2 separate regions of the Homo sapiens genome follow, and region 2 is linked to region 1. The links are chromatin contacts, found by Hi-C or POLR2A ChIA-PET in ENCODE. All regions are on one chromosome and are shown on one strand. The core of a region is the stretch at or near the end of the contact, and the rest is flanking DNA. Distances in the headings are between cores, read along the strand shown.

Region 1 (4,602 bases), core at 949-3,448:
ACATCCTTGCCTAGGATGACAACAAGAACAATGATCAAGTTTGAGAAATTATGATTTCATTCTAGTTCAATAGCTTTTTAAAAATGTGGGTATGTGCATGTTTAAAAGCATGCACCCAACAGCTTAAAATAAAGAAATCAAGGAAAAAAACCAAGATGAGAAAGGCAACAGGTAGCAATCATGACTAAAGAAAAAGGAAGTTAAAAGTAAAAGTCAAGTTATAAGGTATATTTGTAAGACAATATTAAGTGTAGGGTAGGATTTTAAATTTCTCTTACAGGAGAAATTAATTAAGAGAAAGTAGCCCAATAACCACTCATGCTTCTCCCTCCCCACCCCAAGCATGCACAGCTTGCTCCTTCACGTCCTCCTCAAAGGGGCCTTCCTTGGCTGACTCACCTAACGGCAGCAATCCTCCCACCGCACCCTCTAATCCTGTTCTTGGCTGTATTGTTCTCATAACCACTCCCATCATCAACTACATACTACGATTTTTACCTATTCATTCTTTTTAAATTCTCATTCCCCTCTAGCTTTCTAGAAAGCCAGCTCCATGAGGGCAAGAGGATTTGTCTGTTTTGTTCATTGCTGTATCCCCAGCACTTACAGCCTACCTGGAACAGAGCAGGTGCTCAACAAATTAGCTGAACGTGTAACTGTAATACAAATATACTTCAATTTTATACTATTACTGATTATGTAAAATACCTCTACTTGTTCTTAGACACAATTGCTTAGAATAATATAAAATGAACTATTATTCCCAAAGTCATACAAAATCACGCACTCTGTATCCTACTGATACTTTACTAGAAAAACAAGATACAAAACCAGAACCAAAGTATAAAAAGAATATCCCAGAAAATGTTTCCTTCTCTGATTCTCAGCATTTGTATGGACTGGAATAAAGGTCAAATTCCTCTCATCTATAGTCACCTACATTCATTGTCACCCAAGCTTTCAGTTTGTAACATAACAAAAAAGGGAGAAAAGGAAAATTCTCCTTTTGCTGGTGATTTTGCAAATACCCCAGCTCCCTCCCTGGTGCTTGATGGTGCCCTCTTGCTGCAGCTAAAGGGAACCAGGCTGTTTAGTGGGGGACTGGGGCTGGCGGTGGGTGTGGTGGCCTGCGGATACCACGAGTGGCAGAAATGCTGGTGCAGAATAGAAATGTGGGTCAACCCTGGAAAAAATGTTAAAAAGAAAAAATAAAAGCAAAATCCCTCTGGTACAGAGGGCTGAGAGGCTAGAAGAGAAGCCTATCCTTAACTCCACCTGTAAAAATAAGAATGAAAAGGAAAAATGAATGAGAAAAGTAGGGAGGAAGAAAAAAAGACAAAAAAGCATAGAAGAAAAGGGGAGAAAGAGCAAAGGCAAAAAGAAAGAGGGAAACAGATGAGTAACAGATAGGGACAGCAGCAATGGGGAAATGCATCGGTGGGAAGTGAAGTGGCAGCAGCAGGGAGGGTGCATTCCCCCACTCCCCCAACCCCGCTTTCCAGCACCTGTCCAGTTAGAGACGTGATGGCAGCAAGGGACCAGCAAGCGGGAGAGAGAGGTGCTGAACACACCAGTTTTCTCATCACCAGTCAATTGCAGAGCCAGGACTAACTCCCGCTCATTCACAACACCGTGGAGTTTCTCCTGTTAGCATCAAGGCCATGGAAATGCATATAAACATACATAAATACACACACACACACACATCGCATACATATATGCGTGTGTGTGTGTGTGTGTGTATACACATATATAATCTAGGCTAACAAAAATCACTTTGATAGAAAGGCCAAAACTGTTTATTTAGGGCTGCCTATAAAATAAATGAGATTATTTTAAAAATATGAACAAATTACCTCAATATTACCAGACCACCTAAAGCCAATGGAAATATAAAGGGTGTTTCATCTAGGATAACAGTTGTGACTACTCTGTATACTTGGAAACAACTTAAATAGACACTCCAGGTCCTAATCTTTCCCCAGAGGTAGGAGTGTCACATTCTTGTTCAGGGCGGGAGGGCTTTGCTCAGCACAAAAGACTACACAGCATGCTTGTTTACATAAAGAGGAACAATGCACATTGCAGAATATGGCGTGGGAAATTTAGTCATCATCAGTGGAAATGCAAATCTCCTTATTTTACATTCTTCTTTTTGCACACCTAACCCCCAAGGGTTAAAAGCAGCCAAAGCCTCTATGGAGTTGAACCAATCAGCTTGTCTCTTGATGACATCATGCCTCTAATGAGAAAGAGCTGGAAAGGGCGAGGTGGCGAGGCCACTTCTGGACTTGGCCTGAAAGGGTGCCCTCCCAGTTGCTGCCACTTCACTTCTCAGGAAAAGGATTCAAGAGCCAAGGGTTTCCTCAGCTACCATTTCAGACAAAGCCAGGACATTCCCAAAATCCTGTGCCAGAAATTATTCTCATCTTATACAAAATGCATACAAAGCATGTCCCTGCTCTTCACCCATCTCCCACTTATTTAATATTTATGAAAGCTGATTACAAAACACAAATTTATCATTTAAGCCTTTAGCCAAGTTTTAAATGACTCCAATGTTTATGCTAAGTAGACAAACAGCCTTCTGTGGTTTTCTCTTTCATAAACTTTAATCCCATTCAAAGGCAGGTGAGAGGCTAATCTGGTCATCACAAACTTTTTATCCATTCAAACCACAATATGACCAGAAAGCCATTTTTGTTATTCCTACAAGGTATTTATCTCAGATGTTAATTGGTGCTGTGTGTGTGTGCTGTGGGTACATCACACTGTGCAAGAGACAGAGGATAAAGACATACCAAAAGGAGACTCTGCCGCAGGAACACACAGCTGAGATGCTGAGGACACTGCCAGCTTGATGAAGGGAGAACAGGTTTCTTTCTTATAGTAGGAAGTGGGAAAGGCTTAAAGTTTTGGATTTTTAATTTTGTTAAATTTACATATTTTTATTTGGAGATGTCTATATCAGTGCAGAAAAACAAAGTTTTAGAGACACTGGATGCCATTACTTTATATATCATTAGTTTATTATAAAGAAAGTTTAAAATAAAATTTAGAAATTTAGTTTATTATAAAGAAAGACATGGAAATTATATTATGAAATATTTTAGGACTTCAGTGGAAGGAGCAGCTTCACGTGATGCCATTTCAATAGTGATTTATTTCTGTCTGCATTCTTTCCAAGAATGTCACCATCTCTAAATAAGAAATAATCCTGTCACCTAGAACTACTTTGGTGCCTCTATATTCTGGGAGAAGAAATTTGTCTCCAACTTCCACGCTAATTGGTCGAATCTCTCTACCCTTTCCTTTAGAGCCTGATCCAACAGCTACCACTGCTGCTTGTGATACTTCTCCCTGAGATTTTCCTGGAGGCATAATGCCTCCTTTGGTTACAGTTTCAGCTGCACTCCTTTCAACCAATATTCAGTCAAAGAGTGAAAGAAACTTTCTAAATGCTGGTCCCGCCATGACTCTACTGCCACAGCTCTGGTGCTTCCAGTTAAATGATGAATTTCTCCTGCTTCCCAGCACCCTGAATATCTAAGCCTTTCAGTTCATTTGCAAATGAAGATTAATTTACAATTTACATGCTAGAGTCATGTTTACTGCTCCAGCATACAGCCATCTATGCTTGCTCAGAGTTGATAGAAACAGTGCCAAAAACTGCTGTATCACTCAGGGTCCCTGCAGGAAAAGACGGCACAAATTGTGCACCTGAAGGAACTTAGTAATGGGATTATTTACACAGGTTTGGGTAAGGTGCAGGGAGGGGAGCTAGTCACAGTGAGGAGCCTTAGGTCAGAAGGGTCAAAGGGAAGGACTGTTTACTAGAACCCAGAGAGAACAGCTATTGGGAGAAGGTCCCTCCCAGGAGTGGTGGCTTTCAGTAGAGGGACAAAACCAATCCAACAACCCCTTGGCCTATTAATGCACGACACATAAGCAGATAGAAAAGGGTAGGAACTGGACCTGAAGGGCAGGTGGAAAATGCCCTGTGCAGTATCTAATGGTTGGAGAAGTTTCAACAACAACAAACTAACCAACCTTATGATATAGCCATACAAGAGAATACTCAGCCTTTTTAGAATGACGATCTGAATCCAGGTCTTATTGATGCTGCCATGGTAAGATATCCACAACGTGCAGTTATTAGGTAAGAAAAGCAAATTATAATCAGTAAATACACTAAGACTCCGAATTTGGATATGTATTGAATGTTAACAGAGGTTAAGTATGCATGGAGGGATGTGGGTGAATTTCCCACTCCTTATCTGTATATTTTTAAAATTTTATTTACGTACACCTTCTCAGTTTGCCCTCTATTATGTCCCAAGCATCATTAAGACAACAAAGAGTGCTTTGACTTGACTGGAGAACACAGAAAATAACTACTGAAGTTTGGATTCAGATCTCCTCTTAGGCTGAGCTCTTTTAAAGGCAAACTCTATGACTTCTTTGTCACCAAAAATACAATAGAAAATAGGGAGAATGCTAGTGTCATTAACAGATATGATCACAGAGGTTTACCTTAACCAGGCCATCTTTCAGAAGTCATGTTGCTCAGGGTAGTTCAACAGGGCTGCATTAACCCACAAT
Region 2 (5,141 bases), core at 1,826-4,325, 810 kb before region 1:
AAAATTATTATTATTATTATTATTATTATTATTATTGAGACAGGGTATCACTCTGTCACCCAGGCTGGAGTACAGTGGCACGATCTTGGCTCACTGCAACCTCCACCTCCCAGGTTCAAATGATCCTCCTGCCTCAACCTCCCAAGTAGCTAGGACCACAGGCATGTGCCACCATACACAGCTAATTTTTTTGTATTTTTGGTAGAGGCAGGGTTTCACTATGTTGCCCAGGCTGGTCTTGAACTCCTGAGCTCAAGTGATCCACCCGACTCAGCCTCCCAAAGTGCTGGAATTACAGGCATGAGCCACTGTGCCTGGCCAACTTAAAATTTTAAAGCAGCATTTGCCTTAGCTATTAATAATTGACTATCTTTTAAAAAGTTGTCACTTCAAAGAAGCAATTAGGTTGATACTCCAGTATAGTGTAGAGCAGCGGTCCCCAATCTTTTTGGCACCAGGGACTGGTTTTGTGGAAGACAGTTTTTCAATGGATGGGGGGGTTGGGGGGTGGTTTGGAGATAAAACTGTGTCACCTCAGATTGTCAGGCATTAGGTTCTTTTATGGAACATGCAACCTAGATCCCTACTGCAGTTCACAGTAGGATTCACGCTCCTGTGAGAATCTAATGCAGCCACTGAGCTGACAGGAGGTGGAGCTTAGGCAGTAATGCTTGCTGGCCCACCACTGACCTGCTGCTGTGCAGACCTGACAGACCGCAGACTGGTACCATAGGGGGTATTGGTATAGAGTTGGGGACCCCTGGTATAGAGTATATGAAGCTGTTGTATCTGAAAACTGTGTAGGATTTGGGGTTTTTTTTGTTGCTTTTATCCATGCTTGACATGATGTTTTAACTTTACTGCCTCACTGTAAAGCAACATTTACTAAACTATTGAGCACATACACAAAAAAAGAGTATAAGCAAATTATTCTCGGTATGTGGTACTAGAGTGTCTCTGCACACCATATAAGACCATGTTGAAGACATAGGCATTTCATGTTTATTTTAGTAGTAAATACCTACTTCTTGATTGTCACACCCAGTTTGACTGGGACCAAAAAAATCCTAGAATAGGGGAGAAAACAAATTACCTTAAATTTTTGGAGCCGTATGAAGAATAGAGGCACTTCTTTCTGAGGCATATGTCAGAAAAGAAATGCTTTGTGAATGAAGGATTAGATTCTGATTGCAAAATTTGATTCCTCATAGACTACATGGGTTAGTTTGTGGGTTTCCACAAGAGTACCTTGTCATTTGTCTGTGTTGATCAGTGGCTTTTTCTGTACTGTCTTCACTGCAGGTGACCTGAAACATATCACGAAGCTGAAACCTTGGGGCCTTTTTGAGGTTCTAGTGGAGAAGTATGAGTGGTCGCAGGAAGAGGCAGCTGGCTTCACAGATTTCTTACTGCCCATGTTGGAGCTGATCCCTGAGAAGAGAGCCACTGCCGCCGAGTGTCTCCGGCACCCTTGGCTTAACTCCTAAGCCCCTGCCCAGCACCACAGCAGAGATCACACACTGACCCTCCGCCCTTCCCCTTCAAGCATTTTCCTCTTCCCTTTTCAGGGTGAAGCTCTTCCTTCAAGAGTTTCTAGATCTTGTTTTTTTTTTAATCCAACATGTTCATTTGGGTTTGCTTACTTGACCCTGTGGAGATCCCCACAGCCATTGGGCATCCTAGGTGAATTTGGCCTTGGTTGGGCTCTGCCAAAGACTAATGGACTAAAATGTGAAACAGCCTCTTGCCCTGTACCTTTCCTTCCCATTAGGACATCCTTTAAATTATAAGCATCCTTTTTGAAAAGAGCTATGAAGGTGTATGAGCCCATCCTTTTATTCATTGACTCTAAGAGTCAAATTTTCTAGTGCATATCCTATTGCCAGCATAAGGATGAGGAGGGGGAAAGGGTCTTAATTCTATGTACAGCAGAGACATTAAACTTGCTGTGTCCGGGCTGCATCATCTTCCTGGACTGTTTCTGTTGTTCTCTGTGTTCACATTTTTTCCTGCAACTTTTAAGCTACTGTCTTTTTTAAATAGCTATATGAACACCAAATTTGGGTACCATTTTATCACTGTTCAAAGCACTGTCAAATTCCTTTCATCCTTTAATAGTTAAGATCTTTGAATCTTCAGTCTGATTTTTAATGTAAGCAAAAACAGAACCATTGAATAGTAATTTCTTGAGAACCTCAGGTGTTCTATAAACAGTCCTTTCCTGTATGTCTTCTATTACCCTAAGACCAGAGTTATTTTGGTTGGTTGTTTTGTTTTATTTTTTGTTTTTGTATCCATGGCTGGCACTTTACTCATTGCACTTGAGTTTATTGCCCCATAACTAAAGGATCAGGATGATGGTAGAACGGAGATCTGGGTTTCAGAGCTTTCCCATTTAAGAAAAATAGATCTTGAGATTCTGATTCTTTTCCAAACAGTCCCCTGCTTTCATGTACAGCTTTTTCTTTACCTTACCCAAAATTCTGGCCTTGAAGCAGTTTTCCTCTATGGCTTTGCCTTTCTGATTTTCTCAGAGGCTCGAGTCTTTAATATAACCCCAAATGAAAGAACCAAGGGGAGGGGTGGGATGGCACTTTTTTTTGTTGGTCTTGTTTTGTTTTGTTTTTTGGTTGGTTGGTTCGTTATTTTTTAAGATTAGCCATTCTCTGCTGCTATTTCCCTACATAATGTCAATTTTTAACCATAATTTTGACATGATTGAGATGTACTTGAGGCTTTTTTGTTTTAATTGAGAAAAGACTTTGCAATTTTTTTTTTAGGATGAGCCTCTCCTAGACTTGACCTAGAATATTACATATTCCTCCAGTAAGTAATACTGAAGAGCAAAAGAGAGGCAGGATTGGGGTCACAGCCGCTTCTTCAGCATGGACCAAGTGGGCCTTGGGGATTGCAGCGTTCTCGAAGTGGCTGTAGGACTCGAATTTACAGAAAGCCACAGAGGTGCAACTTGAGGCTCTGCTAGCAAGCCACCAGTGAGGCTATTGGGTAACCACCTTTCTATACAGGAGATTGGAATCTACTTTGTCATTTATCCACCACAGTGACAAAGGAAAAGTGGTGCCGTTATGCAATCCATTTAACTCATAAACATATTACTCTGAGTAACTGGCCAGCCATTCATCGGATCCTTCATTGGGTACTCCTGAAATCAGACATGTTCCTGTAGAAAGAATTTTAAGTTAGGCTTTCTATGCACCTATCAAGAATCAAGAGAATAGATTGTATCAAACAACGGCAGGGAAATCCTTCAGCAATTCTAATCCACTTTGGGTTTTCAGCTGTTTTTACATCTAAAGCAATAGACTAGAACTGAATTATCTTCTACATAGTAAAATCACAATTGTGGAATTACAGGAATTCTGGTGATATTAAGGTGAAATAACAAAACACAAAAGGCCCTATTTTAACAGTTGATGTGACAGTAAGTTTTAATAGAACCTGTAACTTCATTTTGGAAATGCTTCTCCACCAAATAAGGGCTTTTTCCCCTATTTAAGGAGCCAGATGGATTGAAAGATGTGGAAATAGGCAGCTGTAGATCTTGATCTTCCAGGTACCCCATGTACCTTTATTGAGCTTAATTATAATACTGTCAAATTGCCACGATCTCACTAAAGGATTTCTATTTGCTGTCAGTTAAAAATAAAGCCCTAAATACATTTTTATTCTTTCTACTGAGGGCATTGTCTGTTTTCTTTGTAAATGCCGTACAATAAACAAATTATTTAATAACCTACATGTTTCCAAAAATCTCTGTTCATTTGTTGTCCAAATTGCTCTGCCCTGAGTAAAAGGAGGAAAAGATTGGTTGAGTATGCTTTTTTAATTTAAATATGCAATGAAAGTGTACAAATTGCACACTTGCCATTTTGTGGGGTTCATAGTTTTGCTTCTAGTTTTAAATTGGGAGTGGGGTAGAATTAACAGCCAAATTAACATTTTTGGAATACTGTTTTTCAGCATTTTTTTTTTAATTGTTTTTCCCTACATCCAATAGCACTTTCTTCCAGAAGATTTGTCAGGGGTGGTTGTTTTTCTCAAATTATAAATGCACGGTACGTGCAAAATTCAGAAGACTTAGAAATATAAGCTCTTATTAAGGCAATGGCATGATGTATTACACAGGCTTTCATACACTTATCTCATTTCTTGGATAGATTCTTGAACTGTCTGGGCCAGAGAGCACATTTTTGAGGCTTTTAATAAATATTGCCACCGGGCGCGGTGGCTCATGCCTGTAATCCCAGCATTTTGGGAGGCCAAGGCAGGTGGATCACGAGGTCAAGAGATTGAGACCATCCTGGCCAATATGGTGAAACACTGTCTCTACTAAAAATACAAAAATTAGCCAGGCATGGCGGCGTGCACCTGTAGTCCCAGCTACTTGGGAGACTGAGGCAGGAGAATCACTTGAACCTTGGAGGTTGCAGTGAGCCAAGATCACGCCACTGCACTCCTGTCTGGGCAACAGCAAGACTCCGTCTCAATAAATAAATAAATAAATAAATAAATAAATAAATATTGCCTAACTTATCTGGACAACTAGCAGAATGGTTGGACTGTTTTTCTGTATACACCAATGTATGAACAGGCCTATTATGAATCGCTAGTTTGTGCCCTGCCCCCTCCCCACAGGAATATCGTTATAATTTGCATATTGGATTACTGGTGAGGTCATAAACTTTTCATAGGTATTTGCATTTTTTGATTATTTATGTAAATTGTCCAGCTTTCTGTTGGAGTGCTTCCGTATTTGATGACTTGGTCAGGACTCGTTATATACTAGAGATAATTTATTTTTTGCTTCATACACTTGTCTAGTTTTTAATTTACTTTTCATTTTTATTTGTGGTAGTTTTTAGTGTTATTCATCTTTCCCCACCTACACCTGAACTACATAAATTGTTCTAGTTAATTTGTTTTAATTGTGCAATACTTAGAACACAGTGTTTTCATAGTGTTAAAATGTAACCTATTGGAATCCATGAAACCAGTTTGTTCACCAGACTGACCAACCTAGGCAGGCCCTCCTACACCTTGTGTTAAATATATGGACCTAGAATTCCCAGAATTGGGGGAAACCTTAGTGCTGTTACAGGAGAGCTTGTAGCTATCTCAAA

Evidence for each region. A loop is a pair of places that touch in the nucleus more often than their neighbours do. ChIA-PET counts read pairs that join two places held with the same protein, here RNA polymerase II (POLR2A).
Region 2: a loop to region 1 is called in a map with no recorded cell type, with 7 times the contacts of the local background. The contact joins two enhancer-like sites. A Hi-C loop is called at or near these places in 1 of 37 single-sample maps with no recorded cell type. POLR2A ChIA-PET finds 5 or more read pairs at or near these places in 1 of 52 experiments (activated CD4-positive, alpha-beta T cell).

What each region holds. Positions count from the first base shown.
Region 1 is chr6:35,022,392-35,026,993 of GRCh38, reverse strand. All of the region lies in intron 11 of ANKS1A (ankyrin repeat and sterile alpha motif domain containing 1A), which reads right to left. It also overlaps the pseudogene HSPE1P11. Among named protein-coding and RNA genes, the nearest start is that of TCP11, 120 kb to the left of the region's middle. RefSeq lists an enhancer at 2,103-2,252. Within about 2 kb of position 2,198, at least 21 of the 41 ENCODE cell types and tissues checked have a DNase peak (open chromatin) inside an H3K27ac peak, as active enhancers do.
Region 2 is chr6:35,831,650-35,836,790 of GRCh38, reverse strand. It overlaps SRPK1 (SRSF protein kinase 1), which reads left to right. Exons shown (of 16, transcript NM_003137.5): 16 at 1,303-3,825. The coding sequence ends at 1,487. Among named protein-coding and RNA genes, the nearest start is that of LHFPL5, 29 kb to the right of the region's middle. Within about 2 kb of position 3,075, at least 2 of the 41 ENCODE cell types and tissues checked have a DNase peak (open chromatin) inside an H3K27ac peak, as active enhancers do.